Regions from separate parts of the Mus musculus genome. Here region 2 is linked to region 1. Evidence: chromatin loops called from intact Hi-C (ENCODE). Cell type or tissue: left cerebral cortex. All regions are shown on one strand.

What was found. Peaks named below come from ENCODE experiments on the same cell type or tissue, not always from the same donor. Only the 100,000 strongest peaks of a DNase experiment are listed, where the experiment ranks them.
Region 2: a loop joins it to region 1, with 4 times the contacts of the local background. A loop is called at or near these places in 3 of 42 quality-filtered maps.

The regions. Positions count from the first base shown.
Region 1 is chr7:62,923,012-62,927,011 of GRCm38, reverse strand. No RefSeq gene overlaps it. Among named protein-coding and RNA genes, the nearest start is that of A26c2, 100 kb to the right of the region's middle. In left cerebral cortex, a CTCF peak has its summit at 2,161; DNase peaks (open chromatin) are centred at 1,915 and 2,116.
Region 2 is chr7:63,741,087-63,745,086 of GRCm38, reverse strand. The region is part of intron 11 of Otud7a (OTU domain containing 7A); the gene reads right to left. Among named protein-coding and RNA genes, the nearest start is that of Gm39023, 110 kb to the left of the region's middle. In left cerebral cortex, no CTCF peak of the experiment used is centred here; DNase peaks (open chromatin) are centred at 1,774 and 2,014.

The sequences.
Region 1 (4,000 bases):
GCACACTTACCAGATGAAAGGGCACAGTCCTCCAGCAGGGACATGTTCTCCTCTCAGCAGAATTCTCACCTAGAAGTCCTTGGGGAGTATACAAGGCAATATTTACAGTATGGTCCAGGTGTGTGAAAGTGCAGCTAGTACTCTTCTTAGACACAAAATCAGCTGTGTACCAACCATCAGAGAGAGCTGGCTGCCATGTATATGTACATAGAGAAGGTAATTGATAGCCTTTCTAGGTTTGCTTGACAGAACTCAATTGTGGTCATTCAAAGGCCAGGGAATGGCACCAGATGAAAGAGATAAGGCACTTCTGAGGAAAATATGTCCGTCTAATAATAGCTGGCCTTAGTGATTCCTGCTAGGGGGAAATTGAATCTAGCTTAATAGTCGACTACAGAGCTTAGGATTTCCTCTGTCATTTAACTAGTGGGCAATGCTCTGTTGTTTTCTGACCAAGACCATGTCTGCCAGGCATGAGAATCACATTCATAGTCAGTGCTGGGTTCTGCCTCCTCAGTAGATATAATACCGAAAAATCAAATAGAACCAATGCTTATGAAGCAAGGAAAGCTTACATGACACAGTTTCAAACTAAGAATCCAATATGTGAGTCCCTCAATAATATGAGCAGGAACTGTCTCTATCTCTGTTGTGAGCTTTTGGAATCCTTTCCTATAGCTAGGCTGCTTTGTCTGGCCTCAGTGGGAGAGGATGCTCTTAGTCCTGTTGTCAGGACAGGGTAGGTGGGTACCCAGGAGGGTTCTTTTCTCTGAATGAGGGGAGGTATGAGCATGCAACTTGGAGGAGAGGAAGGAAGGGGCCCGCCATCAGACTGCAAAGTGAATAAATAAACAAATTAATGGAGGAAAAAAAAGACATTAGGTTTTGTTCCAAAGGGTTTGTGTTATAATCAATTGTGCTATGAATAGGGTCACAGTTAATCTTTGGACTGGTTCATGCTTGCTTACTTCTCCAGCATAAATCCCCAATAGTAAATCAGTGAGTTTAATTGGCAGCCTGTTCTCTGGACAGGCTGTATCAATACCTACTCCTCAGCAGTGTTTGAGGGCATGTTTCCTGTATGTTTAACAACAGGAGATAGTAGAAGAAGTAGACTTAACGTGCTGTATCTCTGTGCTTGCCTTGGATGCTAAGTCAACGGGTTCAACTGCTACAACTGCAAAAAAAAAAAAAAAAAAAAAAAAAAAGATGTTGCCATTTGTGTTTGTGTAACCATGTAACCATTGTGTTACCTCCAAAGGAGTAATTATAAAGTACACAGTTATCAAGGAAATTAAGTACTACTGTGTTGGTTCCAATGAGGTGTAGATACACAACACAACTGCCCATGTATTTGGAAAGAAGAAAAAATTCTCTTGAAGTATTTTCACAAGTCTGCTGCCGAGTCATGCTTCTAGTTTTGGAATTGCTTCCTTAGGTTATTTACCAGTGTCAGAATTAATATGAGGGCATTTTCCTCACCATAAAATATTCTTTTTATGTAACAATCTTGAACTTCTTATATTTTTACGCATGATTCTAATATTTTCTCTAAGTTTGCATGTGTTTTGTTTAAATGTATTTATAATGTCTGTTGGTTAGAGAAGTGGTCTCTGTTGCCCAGTCTGACCTCCAACTTTTGATGTTCATGTGATTCTCCTGCTTCCTGACCCTCACTTAGCCGAGACTTTAGGGTGTGTCAGCATTCATGGCTTGTGGACATTTTGTTTCAAGGCAGAAAGTTGAAAAAAAAACCAAAAACGTGTTTTCATGGAGCTGGAGAGGTGGCTCAGAGATCAAGAACACATTGCTGCTTTTGCCCAGGACCAAGTTCAGTTCCCTGAACCTATATATAAGGGTGAGTTGATGAGCTTTGCCTTGCTTCCAAGTCTGTGATGTCACAGGGATTTGGAGATATCATTGGGGTAAAATGTGCCGGAATTTGACTTAGATGGAATCCACAGCGTACACAGACTTGGGAAGGAAGTATTTCTGTCTACACTCATAGGCATATATTTATATTTTTAAATGAATTTACAGTGTTCATAAATGTATAAATATGTAAATACACATCTCAAGTAGATGCTTATTCTCTGGGCTCAGTTTTTAAAACTGTGTCTCAGGATAGGCTGTACAATAGCACCCACTTGTGGTAAATATAGCAATTGCACCCTTCTCTCAGAAGGACCATTCCCCAGTGGTTGATTGCTCTGTTGTCCTTTGTGAACTAAAAACAAACAAACAAACAAACAAAAACAAAACAAAACAAAAAACTGTCTGAGGTTTGGTATTGCGGGCTTCTGTACAGAGTACTGCAGTTGGACCTCTGTAAGAACACATGTGTGGGTTTGGCATCAGGACCGAAGCAATCAAGTTTTGGTCTTCTATACTCATGTAGTTCTGCCCATATGGAACTGGCCCTAGGGAGCCGTAGTAAAAAGTCCTGACCTGTTCACTGAAAAGAAGCTTCTGCAAAGACCTGCGTTTAGAACACTTCCACTTGTTGAGCATCTTTCCAGACAAAGGCTTCATTCTACATTATTTTCTGTGCAATGAACTCCTAGCAGTGCAGGTATAGAGGTTCGATTCTAAAGCTCTGGACTTAGACACCCATGTAGATGTGAAATGTCTGTAGACAAACCTGTGACCCTGCATGGGAAGTAGACAGAAGTCTGGCTGACCTTTGCCTAGAATGCCTGCTATGTCACCATCTGGGCGTCAGGCTGCTTGAGATCTAAAGTGAAAACTGCCAGGCCATCGTCCTCGTGGCCACCTCAGCATGGGCAGACACAAGGGAGTCCTGCATATGTGCATCCAGATGTTTTTATATTCACTTAGCAAGTTGAATATCCATCTGTATTCAATCATGCCCATCCTTTTCTCACATAAAAATGGATCTGTATATAAATGTCGATATGATGGAAGACTTGAGGCCTTTCAGAATACTGCAAGGGATTTCGTGTAAGTGAACATTTACTGCAGTAGAAAAACCTTTGCCTTAGGTGGCAAGTACAGCTTTGATATGCAATATGAAGTTTGCACTTAAATAGATATTCAAGCAAATTGATTTATTAATGTGGATGTGTAAACTGTTGACTGGGGAAGATGAACAAACACCAAGAAACCTACAGTTACACACCTGCAACGTGTTCTCATGCTGAGGGGTTTGGGGCCTGTGTGATTCTTTTGGCAACTCTGGAAGGTGAATTCTAATGGTTCCTCCCCCCCCCCCCCCAATCAGGGTAATGTTCTGTTAAATATCCCTGACCCAGTGTCATCACTCGATCTGAAGAAGGTAAATTTGGTTAGCAAAACTTACAGGACCAGACATTCTAGAAAGTGCTTAGAGAGGCCTGAAACACTGTGCCTGCCTAGGTAGATATTGCATCTGCTGGTTTCTCTGGGACAGAACTCAAGTTTGTTGCAGATTACCACTGGGGTGGTGCAGATAGTGTAAGTCGAGGTATAATTAGGATAACTATACAATTTTGGTAGGATAGTCCTGCACTGAGGATTGCCAGGGGCTGGGCCCTCAACCCTAAATGCAAGATCACACCACACCACACACACACACACACACACACACACACACACACACGCTTCTGTTCATCTGTCTGAAACCATCATGTCTATGGTTGTGCCTCTGAAAGCAGTCATTTTTTTGTGTATAATTTATCATTTTAAGGTAAGGAACTTTATTTAAGAATATTTAATTGTGGTTTTACTGGGGAAGAGGGGCAGTTTTTGTTGTTTTATCCAGTGAACCAACACCAGTGGCGTTCTACCTACTGAAAATGTTGCAAGCTGTTTGCTGACTCTGAAAGTTCAAAGGTAACTGCAGTAGACCTTACTGTTAATTTAGATTATGTAGAAGCTAATCAATGTGTATTGATTTAAAAAGCCAGAGTCCTTGAAAAAAATCAATATAAATATCATTTTCAGTCCTACTTAATTTGCATGATTTGACTACCCCCAATCTCCTACAATTGTTGTTTTAATC
Region 2 (4,000 bases), 820 kb before region 1:
TATTAAGGCCACTCATGTGATAAATATATTTGAATTAAGAACCTGTAGTTCTTGGTCACCTGTAGATGAAGAATCAGTTATGATTAACAAGAGACCAGAGCCACGGAAATGAAGCCTTTGCTTTACTGGGATTGACGCTGTTTAGTTGGGGCTGAGAAGTCAGCTGTGATTAGTAAGACACCAGCATCATAGAGGTGAAATCTCCTGGAAGTATTTCTTCAGGGTCATCACACAGAGGCTGTGGTCCAGAGTGAGCCAAGGCTGCATCTCAAGCTGGAAGCTGAATGTGGTAACGTGTAAGAGTCTCCTATGATGCTGAGTTTCGTGAGGTGAAAGCTGCAGGGTTTGAAGGGGTCAAGGCTTGGCATCATGTGGCAGGGTCAGGGTCCCTGAAGAGAGGCCAGTGGAGGCCATTGGTGGATATACGGACCAACTGCCATGGAGACACCAGCATGTTAGAGATGCCAGGGCTGTGGTGTGAGCACCAAGGACAGCGGCAGACGTGGAACAGTGCTAGCCTGAGCCTATGGGACAAGCTGTGTGCACCGGATGGCAGTGGTGAAGTAGAGCTGCCCAGGCATTTCGGAGCACAGACAAGCATTAGTGAATCCCGGATGTTGGGTACTGAGTTAACAGTGTTGAAATCCGGTTTTTGCTTTGATTGTGAACGTACCTAGTGGTACCTCTTGGAATAAGGAAGTATGTAACTTAGTTTTAATTTTATCGGAGCCCACAGTGGAGAGACTTTGGATACTAAAGAAAACTTGAAGTTAATATGTTTGAATTTTTAAGGACTGTAGGACCTTTAAGGTCATATTATGTTCTATATTAATAGTAACAATTTTGGGGACAAACAGGAAAAGAGAGGTTATGGATTAATACTGATGTGTTTTTTTTTTTTTTTTTTTGTGTGTGTGTCAAGTTCAGAAAGGATACATTTTTGCTGGTTGGCTTTTTTTCCCCCCTTTTTGTTCAGCTTGACACAGGCTAGGGTAATCCGTGAAGAGGGAACCTCAGTGGAGAAAATGCCCTTATCGGATTTGAATGTAAGCATGCCTATGGGATATTGTCTTGATTGTGATTTATGTGTAAGGGCCAAATCCATAGGTGGTAGTACTACCCTTGGCAGGTGTTTCTGGATGGTATAAGAAAGCAAGGTGAGAAGGCTGTGTAGAGCCAGCCAGCCAGCAGCACTCCTCCATGGCATTTGCTTCAGTTCCTGCCTCCTGGTTCCTGCCCCAAGTTTCTGTCCTAACTTCCTTCTGTGATGGAGAGTTGTAAGGTGAATGACAGATTAACCACTTTCCCAAAGTTGCTTGCTTTTGGTCATAGTATTTATCACTGTAATAGAAAACTAAACTAGGACATGGCCCTTGGGGTGTTGAAGGTTTGAACTCCAGGGTGGTGCAGGAGAAGGCGGATTTGAGGGAGAGGGTGGAGCTTGAGGGAGGTGGGCCTATTTGGATCAAACCTCAAAATCCCAAGTATGGTTTCTACTGAACGTGTCTCTTCACAATTGTAGTTGAAAAGTCTGATTTGAAGTATTGTGAGTTGGGCCTGATTGCAATGATTTGATCTAGGTCTTTGCGCCCTGGATATTTGTCCCTGAAGGAGATTGTAGGACCATGGCCTTACTTTTAAAAGGAGAAACTTCTGGGCCCTAGCTATTCAGAGGTTTCTGACTTGATTCATCACAGTAACTTCCTTGGCCAGTGTATGCTGTATCAGATGGTCTGTCACCTACTTGATACATGTGTTTCCTGGTGCCCAGTCACCACCTACTCCTTCCATCTGTTACAGCCAAAGGCAACTTTTTAAAGTGATACTTGGTGGGTTCTCAAAGATCCAAGCCCTCAAGTTATTCTATGATAGAAGCCACTAAATGTAGTAATAATAGGTCCCTTGAATCTGAGGGACACTCCATGAGTTTCAAATGGCTCTTACCTTCCAGAGGATGCCACCCCCCCCTTCATCTTTAACTTTCTAGAGCCATGTCCACAAGACTCAGGGAACCTTTCCAACAAAGACTTGGCCAGCAGGACACATTCCTACCTATAAAGCTGCCTGGCTCCCTCTTAGGGGGCTGGGTTATATAATACCCATTGTGGAGGTTTGAATAAAATGGCTCTCACAGGTCCATAAGGAGGGGCACTATTAGGAGGCGTGGCCTTGTTGGAGGAAGTGCATCACCAGAGGGTGGGCTTTGAGGTCTCAGAAGCTCAAACCAGGCCTAGTGGGTCACAGTTCCTTTCCTGCTGCCGGCAGACCCAGATATGGAACTCTCAGCCGCCTCTTCAGCACCATGTCTGCCTGCCACGATGATAGTGAACTAAACCTTTGAACTGTAATCCATCCCCAAATGTTTTTCTTTACAAGCGTTTCCATGGTCATTGTGTCTCTTTACAGCAACAAAACCTTAACTAAGACAACTAACTACCTCACCCATCAATCCCCAGGGTTCTCTTGGTCTTGAGAATGGTTCTAGCCCAACTACATACACTTGTTGGGCAGGTGGCACATGACTTCAAGTCTTTTATACGTAGGGTTTGACGGGTGGTCATTGCTTATCTAGAGGTGCTGAGAGTCGGTCCACCCTGACTACTGCACTGGAGCCATGAAACAACTTCTCATATGATAAAATACAATATAAACCATGCTCACTACATAGGTAAAGAGTTCTATCAAGAAGGGAAGATGAGCTGCAGTGGTCCTACGACACTCCTGCCACTGGCTGGAATGGCATACACTGGGTCTCCCTGGGGTGTACTCAGGATCCCACCTGTCTTTGGTCCCAGTTGGGTGAGCATGGTGGGAGACATGAGTGTGGCAGCAAGTCCCAAGCACATCTTTCCCGTGGCCTTCTCCTGAGGCCTGAGAGCCACTGTGGTGCCATGGCCCCAGGAAGTGAGTGCCCTCTCCATTTCTTCTGTGAAGGCTCTCAAGACGTATATCATAGTTGCATCTTATTTATCAAGCAAATACATGTTGAAGAAACCATAAGCAGGAGTGGGGAGGCCTGCATTCATGCCCTCTCGTGCTGCTGGCTGGCCAGTGACCCACCCGAGCCTGTTCTGAAGTATGACCAGGCGCTGGGTGGGCTGACAATGGAAGCTGTTGACAAGTGGCCATGTCTCCTCCTACATAGCTCTTGTGTTGGCTCAGTGAGCAGAGCTTCATGCAGTGTACCTTCTTCTGCAGCAGCTCTCCATCATGTAAAGGCTCGAATGGGAAGCTACAGTGACCTTGAAGCTCTGACTAGTCCTCAGTGGGCGGTGCCTGTCTTAGTTACTTTGCTGTTGTTGTGATAAAACACCATGACCAATGCCTTAGAAAGGAAAGTGAGTAACGTGGCTTACTATTTCAGAGTGTTATAGTCCAGGCTGCAGCTGAGAGCTCACACCTTGATCCACAACCGTGAGACAGATCCAGAGCTCTGGGATTCACAAGCCTTTTAAAAGCTTAGAGCCTAACCCCAGTGACACACCTCCTACAACAAATCCATACCTTCTAATCTTCTGCAACAGTTCTGCCAACTGAGGACCAAGTATTCAAACGTGAGCCTTTGGGGGAATTCCCATTTAAACTATCATGATGCTTCCTAGCTTCCCTGGAAGCTCTTGAAGAAGGGTGTGCCGTGAGGGAAAAAGCCAGGACAGGCAAGTAGTCTGGCGTTATGGGTGGGATGGGGATGGTGACGCCAAGGGACCTCCTCCTCCTCCTCCTCCTCTTCTTCTTCTTCTTCTTCTTCTTCTTCTTCTTCTTCTTCTTCTTCTTCTTCTTCTTCTTCTTCTTCTTCTTCTTCTTCTTCTTCCTTCTTCTTCTTCTTCTTCTTCTTCTTCTTCTTCTTCTTCTTCTTCTTCTTCTTCTTCTCCTTCTCCTCCCCCTCCCCCTCCCCCTCCCCCTCCCCCTCCCCCTCCCCCTCCCCCTCCTCCTCCTCCTCCTCTTCTTCTTCTTCTTCTTCTTCTTCTTCTTCTTCTTCTTCTTCTTCTTCTTCTTCTTC